2 separate regions of the Homo sapiens genome follow, and region 2 is linked to region 1. The links are chromatin contacts, found by Hi-C in ENCODE. All regions are on one chromosome and are shown on one strand. Each heading gives the region's core, a stretch centred on a gene start or an enhancer-like site at or near the end of the contact. The rest is flanking DNA. Distances are from core to core; before and after follow the strand shown.

The links. Hi-C counts contacts between places; a loop is a spot of excess contacts on that map. Pooled maps may share reads with other maps.
Region 2: a loop to region 1 is called in a pooled map, with 3 times the contacts of the local background. The contact joins the promoter of INSM1 here to the enhancer-like site in region 1. A Hi-C loop is called at or near these places in 1 of 168 maps with a recorded cell type or tissue (lower leg skin), 1 of 37 single-sample maps with no recorded cell type and 2 of 50 pooled maps.

Annotation. Positions count from the first base shown.
Region 1 is chr20:20,332,645-20,336,571 of GRCh38, reverse strand. The region is part of intron 25 of CFAP61 (cilia and flagella associated protein 61); the gene reads right to left. Among named protein-coding and RNA genes, the nearest start is that of INSM1, 33 kb to the left of the region's middle. RefSeq lists a silencer at 1,826-2,025. Within about 2 kb of position 1,976, at least 4 of the 41 ENCODE cell types and tissues checked have a DNase peak (open chromatin) inside an H3K27ac peak, as active enhancers do.
Region 2 is chr20:20,366,525-20,370,413 of GRCh38, reverse strand. It overlaps INSM1 (INSM transcriptional repressor 1), which reads right to left and starts at 2,310. Exons shown (of 1, transcript NM_002196.3): 1 at 1-2,310. The coding sequence starts at 2,146. The coding sequence ends at 614. RefSeq lists an enhancer at 2,447-3,217.

The DNA.
Region 1 (3,927 bases), core at 727-3,226:
CTCGCTGCAGCCTCAAACTCCTGGGCTTAAGTGATCCTCCTGCCTCAGCCTCTCAAATAGCTGGGACTATAGGTGCACACCATCACACCTGCCTAATTTTCTATTTGGAATCTTTCAGAAACGGGGTCTTGCCATGTTGCCCAGGTTGGTCTCAAACTCCTAGCCTCAAGTAATCCTCCCAAGTAGCTAGAATTACAGGCACCAGGCCTGGCCCAAAATTTTCTTTACATTGATTTGTCTTTAAAAAAACTGAAATAATTACTTTTGTCTTGTCCTAAGTAATGATACCTATGAAATCACAGGTTTGATGTGCTCGTTATGTTTTATTCTAATTCCTGTTGGAACAAATCCATCATTAGTAAGATGTGGCTGTGCTGCCTGAGCTATCCTGCATACCACCTGGTGGGTGCTTGCTACACTCTGGGAGGCATCCTGTTCTATTATAGCTTCATGCTGGAGGCACACTTAGATTCATCTGGGGACACAAACCCACAGACTCTGTTGCACACCATTTCTGTGCATTATCTCATTTCATCCTAATTCTAATCCTAGAAAGTGGGACATGCTGGCCCATTTTACAGATGAAGACATAGATTCAGAGAGCTTAAATGAGTTGCCCAAGGTCACAGAGTTAATAAGTGGCTGAACTAGGTCCTACCCATAGTTCTGTGTAACCCATGCTCTGAACAACTGTGCAACCAAATCTTATTTCCTTATGCTTTTTCCCGAGTCTTTCTAGCAACTCTCTTAATCACCCCAGTTTCCCAAGTATCCCCTACATTAGCTAGGATTAGATATGATTGAAATTACAGAAAGTTTCAAAGTAACTGTGGCTTTCAAAAGGCAGAAGTGTACTTTTTTCAGGTAGAGAAGGTCTAGATGGGGAGTCTAGGGCTGCCAGGGTGGTTCCATGGACATCAGAGCAGAGTACATTCATAGGGGCCTTGGCCTCATGATTCAAAATGGCTGCTGAGCTCCAGCCATCACATATATGTTCTGGGATGAAGTATGGGAAAAAGAGGACTCATCTCCTTTCTTCTAAGGAGAGTTCCTGGAAGTTTCACAAAGCACTTCCATTTATATCTTATTGGCCAATAGTTGGCCATATGGCTTTCTTGGTTGCATGGGAGGCTGGGAACCACTGTCATTTATTTTAGATATGATGTACTTCCTTATAAATCAGAATTCTGTTCCTGAAGGGGAAAGAGAGAATGGATGTTTTATCAGCTGTGATACCCCGAAGACTCTACAGCATCTACTTTTAACAAAAATCTTTTCTTAAATTTATGAAAATTGGGAGATGTTTTTGGTTGAGGTTTCCAGAGCTAGAACATGTTTATCACTCTAGACTCCAACTACTCCAAAACCGAACACTCTGGGGAAAAAAACCCACAGAATATTTTCCATGTGTGACTTCTACCTCCAAGCCAGTGGGAAACTCCCTGTATCCTCAGAGTCCTACATGTTCCCATCTGGCCCGACCTGGCTTAACTGCAGAGAACAGGCACAATTTGCATTCACACTGTCAGGTAGGGTTATGATCATTTTATTCTACTCATGAAAGAATGTAAATTCATGCATTTCAGTACAATTTTCAAAAATAAGAATAGGAACAAGTAAGTATTTCTAGTTATTCCTGGGTTTGCTTGGAAATGAGACCCCATGACACGAGCAGACACAGCCCTGATGCCCTGCAACAAAAAATCCCAAAGACTGAGATGGAAATCGGACTGAATATTTCCTTGAGTTCAGCCTGAGTTTGCAAGAATCCGTATCTAGTCAATTTTTTGATTGCTTTGAGGCAGATCTAGAAAGGTAAGATTAATGATTTTGAAAGCAAAACCAACTAGTTCTTTGATGACCAGTTGTAATTGTCACATGCTATGATTTACATAACCGAAAGAGCAGCAGCCTCGAAATATAATTTGGCTGTGGTCTCATTGTCACAATGCAGAGCTGGCCTCAGATGTTTCCTGCTCTGCAGAAAAACGGCTTACAATTCATTGGCACTAAGACTGAAATTCTAATTTTCAGCAGAAATCAGCTATTTTCTGAATGGCTTGTAAAATTCCTCTCTCTTAATGCTACAGAGCACTGTTTTGCCAATGATCCTGGTTTACCTGGGAATTCAGAGGCTAACACTATGGCCACACACAGCGGCTTATGCCTGTAATGCCAGCACTTTGGGAGGCCGAGGCAGGCGGATCACTTGAGGTCAGGAGTTCGAGACCAGCCTGGCCAAGATGGCGAAACCCCGTCTCTACAAAAAATACAAAAATTAGCAGGGTGTGGTGGTGCATGCCTGTAGTACCAGCTACTTGGGAGGCTGAGGCAGGAGAATTGCTTGAATCCGGGAGGCAGAGGTTGCAGTGAGCTGAGATTGTGCCACTGCTCTCTAGCCTGGGCGACAGAGCGAGACTTTGTCTCAAAAAAAAAAGAAGAAGTTAACATTGCTTAAAACTAGGTGCCTCCCACACCCTGGGCTCCCTTGCCTGGCAGCACTGGTGCTGGGAGGCACTGCTTTGCAAGGCTTTCTCTGCTCCAAGTGCATGGTTTGCCTCTGCTGGAGGCCACTGGGACCAGCATGATGTGTGTTGTCTGTGAGCTGAACACCCAGAGCTGTCTCGGAGGGAAATCCTGACCAGCCCACAGGCCCCACGACCTCCCCTGACGAGGGAGGGAGGCTGAGCTCTCTTGCAAGCACAAGTTTTCCTTTAGGTCCTTTGATGTCTATAAGAACATGGAATCTGACCTTCTGTGCCTTCATCAGGTCACATTTGCTCTGGACGGGACCAGAAATTCCCTGCCACCCTTGCAACCAGAGTCTTAGTTTTCAGAATGTTGAAGAATTACCTGAAGGATCTGTCTGCTGTCCATTTGTTTTTCTGAATCCCAGACACTCAGCCCGGGAACAGCTTAGAAGATGGAATATGTTAATTCATGAATTACGAATCTAGCCAGTGCTAACATTTCTCTCCTTGCTCTGATCTCTAAGGAGTGGGAAGCCACACATATGGGCTGAGTTGGTGATCCATTCTCAGGATGCAAGTTGACTAAACAAAGACCGATGCTTGCGTTGGTGGTCTCTCCATCTCAGCTCAGATTCGTGTTGCTGACCTGGCCTCAGTTTCCCATTTACTAATGTCCTTTTTCTTTTTACCCCAGCTCTGCCACTTGTCAGCTTATGTAATCTGGAGCTAGTTAGCGTTAGTCTCTCTTAGTCTCAGTCTTCTTAGCTGTAAAACGGGGATAATGATGGTCCTTTGTTCCAAGAGTTACTATCCGAATTCAAGGAGACACTCCAGGTAAAAGATGTGGCATTATGCCTGGCACAGGGGAGAGGCTCCGTATCAATGATTATTACTGCTATTGTTCTTAATTATCCTATTGCATATGTTTGTGTAGGCTGCTTCACATCCTTTCTGGTGTGAATTAGAAACTAAAATATTAAAATACTTTTTTGTTTGCTGCTTAATTCAAAGAAAGTCTTTCTTTGGCATAACTGCAGTTTTTCTCCTCAGGGAATGCTTTTCCTCCATTTGAAAGTACTGCATAAATTAATTTGCCTGCCATTTTATAGAGCAATAAAGGTAAGAGGACATCGTAACTAGCTTTCTTGAAGTTTTGTCTTTCACTAAAGAATTATGTGGAAATGGGCCAGGTACATTGGCTCATGCCTGTAATCTCAGTGCTGTGGGAAGCTGAAGTGGGAGGATTGAGGACAGGAGCTTGAGACCAGTCTGGGCAACATAGGGAGACGCTTGTCTCTACAAAAATTAAAAAATAAAAATTAGCTGGACGTGGTGGTGCGTGCCTGTAGTCCTAGCTATTTGGGAGGCAGAGGCAGGAGGATCACTTGAGCCCGAGTTTGAGGCTGTAGTGAGCTATGATCATGCCACAGAACTCAAGCCTGGGCAACAAAGTGAG
Region 2 (3,889 bases), core at 1,061-3,560, 34 kb before region 1:
AACAGTTCAAGGCATTTGTGGCTATACTAAAGAAAACTCTTTTTTAAGCAATTTGATTTGTTCACATACAAAAAGGTAAAGCCAGACTCCAGCAGTTCACAAGCCATAATAAAGCTAATCGTGTGGGAAGTTCAATTTACAGCCTGTGAAATATAAAGGCATTTATTCCTCAAGATTCACCCAAAACAACCCGTACGCTACATACATAGAGAGCAGAGATTGGTAGGCGAGGCGAGACCAGACCGCATTTCTAGACCATGAACACAGCGAATACTAGCAAGAAAAAAAGCTTCTCCCCGCCAAGGGGAGGCTTCCAACCACGAGACAAACGCGTACAGCTTTTCTCCCTTGTACAGAAAGAGACTGACTCCTGTTGCGCCATGGGGGAGGCGGAGGGACACAACGTAAAAGTGGGGGTTCCAAAAGGAGTCAAAAGGAGAGTATGGGGTTACCGTCACGCCACACCGAGAGAAGCGGAGACGACACTTTCACCCGGTGGGGGCGGGGGCGAGGCTCCCCCAGCGCGGACTCGGGTTCGGGGAGTGCAGGGCGCACTCTCTTTGTGGGTCTCCAAGCGAAGGCACAGTTCGGGGGCCGGGGTGGAGGGCGCGCTCTAGCAGGCCGGGCGCACGGGCACCTGCAGGAGGATCACCTGTCTGTTTTCGGATGGGTGGCACTTGTTGATGTGCCGCGTAAGGCCGGGCGAGCTGTAGAAGGTGGCCGGGCAGTACTTGCAGGGGAACACCTGGGCGGCGTGCAGCAGGCGCAGGTGGCGCTCCTGAGCGCCCTTGCTGGCGAACGACTCTCCGCACACTGGGCACAGGTGGCACTCGGCGGACGCACTCAGGCCCAGCACGCCGGCCCCCTCGCCGTCGCCGGCCGCCTCCTGGGGCGCCTTCTCGTCGGGCCCGGGGTACAAGGCCAGTAGGTCCTCGGCCGGGGGCGCTAGCGGCGCGCCCTTGGCCTGCAGCGCCTGGTGGTGCGCCAGCAGGTGCTTGCGTAGGTAGGCCTGGCGGCGGAACTTCTTGGCGCAGTGATGGCACTCGTAGAGCCCGTCCTCGGAGCCCGACTCGGACACGCCGCCGGGGCTCGGCGTGTCCCGGTCGCTGCCGCCGCCGGGTGCCTCCCGCGCCTCAGCCCTGGCTGCTGCTTCTGGCTCCGGCGCGCGGGCGGCGGCGGGCGCGGGCCGCGGTTTGTGCCAGCGGCGGTGCGAGGCCAGGTTGGCCGGGCAGCTGAAGACCTTGGCGCACTCGGGACAGCGGTACTCCACACGCACGATGCGCGAGCATTTGTGCTGCGCCAGCGCGAACGGGTCGGCGTACTCCTCCTTGCACAGCTGGCAGATGAACTCGCCCAGCGGCCGCGCCGCGCCCCCCGCGCGGCCCCGCGGCGCCTCCACCGGGCCCTCCTTGATCTTGAGCCCCAGCACGGGCGACGTGGTCACCTCGTCCTCGAAGTGCAGCTTGCGGATGGCCTTGGGCTTCTTGGCGCCCGGGGCCTTGACTGCCTTGGCGGGCGGCTCCGCGGCGGTAGGGGGCGGGGGCCGCTTTCCCGGGGGCCGCAGGGCGGCGGCAGGGGGCAGTGGGGGGCCGGGGCCCGGGCCGCGGGCCGCCTCGGCGCCAGCCGAGAACGCCGTGCCCATCTTGAGCTCGGCGGGCGCGAAGAGCAGCGGGTCGCCGCCGCAGGTGCCGCCTCCGCCAGCTCCGCTCGCGCCGCCGCCGCCGCCCCCTCCGAGCAGCGCGGCGGGCGTGGGGAAGGACTCGGCCGAGACCGGCGAGCCCAGGTTGAAGCTGCGTTCGAAGTACTTGTGCTTCTCGTGCTCGCGGCTCACGGGCCGCGTGGGACTGTAGAGCGGCGCGGGGTGCGCAGCCTCGGGGTTGCCGAAGTGCGCGGCCCGCGGGCCCTGCGGGGGTGGCTGCGGCCCAGGCGCGCAGGCAAGCGCGGCGGCGAGCGCTGCATGGGCGCGCTCCGCGGGCGGCGGCGGCGGCAGCGGCCCGGGGACCGGGCTCGGCGCCGGGGGCTCGGCGCGGGCGCCCCCGCAGCTGGGCGAGAGCAGCAGTGCGCGGTCGCCGTCCTCGCCGCCGCGGACCCGGTAGGAAACGGGCGTGGACTTCTTGCTGCGCTTCACCAGGAAGCCGCGGGGCATGTTGGCGCGGCCCGAGGGCACGGCACTGGCTCGGTCCCCCCTCCGCGCTCGGCCCCGGCGGCCCTCAGTGCCCCCGGCCCATTGCCCGGGCGCGGCGGCTGCGGGACTCGCGTGGCGCCGGCGACGGCTCGGCCCAGCTCTGCGCCCTGCACGCGCGTCCCTGTCCCCGGGCCCGGCAGCCGCTCCCTTTTAACGGGGGGAGGGGGCCATTGTTCTCGCCTCCCGCTTCCCCTGGAGCCAATCAGCGCGTCCGCAGCTCCTCAGCCTGGCAGGGTGGGAGGGCGATGGGGCGGCCAAAAGGGGGCCGGGACTCGGGGGTCGCCCGGTAGGTGCGGCAGATGTACCTGAGGGCGCGGGGCCCCCGCGCGCGCCCCTGGTCGCCCCGCCCGGCGCCGCCGCCCCGCCCGGTCCAGGCACACGCCCGGCCCCGCCTCCCTTCACGGTCTGCTGCTTCTCTATGGGGAGGCGCACGTGCCTGGGCTTTGTGTCTCTCCTCCGGGGGGCGCGGAGCCGCCAAATGGGCCCGTCCATCAGCGCGACAATGCACGCCCCCCTCCCGCGCGGGGATTACCCGCGGGTCGCTAGCAAAATAGCAACAAAGGAGAAGAATGGCCCCAAATATGTCAGGAGGGTTCAATCCGCGAGCCGGAGCCGAGGGGGAAGTTGTGCGCGCTGATTGGGTGGGGGCGGGGGCGCGCCGGGGCGGTGCGGGGGAGATCGTTGCGGAGGCGCAGTGGCTCCGCGTGGTGTTTGGGAAATAAACAAGAATCCGAGAGAGCAGCAGGGTCCGGACGGCCTCCGCCCGGACCTTGGACGGATGGGCCGCTGGACCCAAGAGGCCAAGCAAAAGGGTTCCCCGGGGTTCCAAGTGTGGACAGGGGGCCCGGCCTTCTGGCAGTGGCCGAGGGCGATGTTTGTGCTCGCAGCCTCCGCGCGCCCACGGGGCTAGAGAAGGTTTCTTTCGAGTTTGAGAAGGAATTGGCACGGCCTTCTCAGTCTCCCGAAAGCGCGGGATTGGAGCGCGGGCGGGCTGGGCTGGGTTCCCAGAGGAACGTGAATTTCTGAACTTTTGGGTTCTTGGAGGCTTGGGAATGGCATCTTTGGCGGGGCCCGACCCAGGCCGCCCGGAGCTTCCGCGTGGTCCAAGGCTCGGTTAATCCGGGTCGAGTTGGCCGAAGCCCGAAACGCGCGGTCGGCCTCGTGCGCCCCAGTGAAGTTGGCTTTCTCCTCCCCGCGCGGCCTCATGCATTTTCATTCCGAGCGGGCATTTTGTTTGCCGGTTGACATCAGATGCTAAATCAAGGGCTCCAATCAAGGCGCTGCGAAATAAAGGGGCTGCCTGTCTGGGCGCAGCCCCCACGGAGCCGTGCCCCCTTCACCTTTGTGAAGGAAATTAACCTCCTGCTATTGAGCTCCGGTCGCGGCCAATCTGGACGCAAAAGAGACGCGTGCTGGACGGGGGGAGGGGGGGCAATCTGTACTCTGAGGCAGGCTGAGGCCTCCGAGAGGACAAGCCGCCTCCCCTGTGCCACCAGGAAGAGACAACAGCGAAGATTCCCCCCGCCCCCACCCCCACCCCCACCTCCGCTGCCGTTCCGTTTGGACCCAGACTGGGCCGCCTGCCTCCATCCTCTGTCCAGCCCAGCCCCGAGGAAACACAAAAGGCAGAATCTTCGGGGGACAGGGCAGAGAACCCCACGAGTGCGTAGTGGCCCTGATCGTCCAACACTGGGGAACAAATAG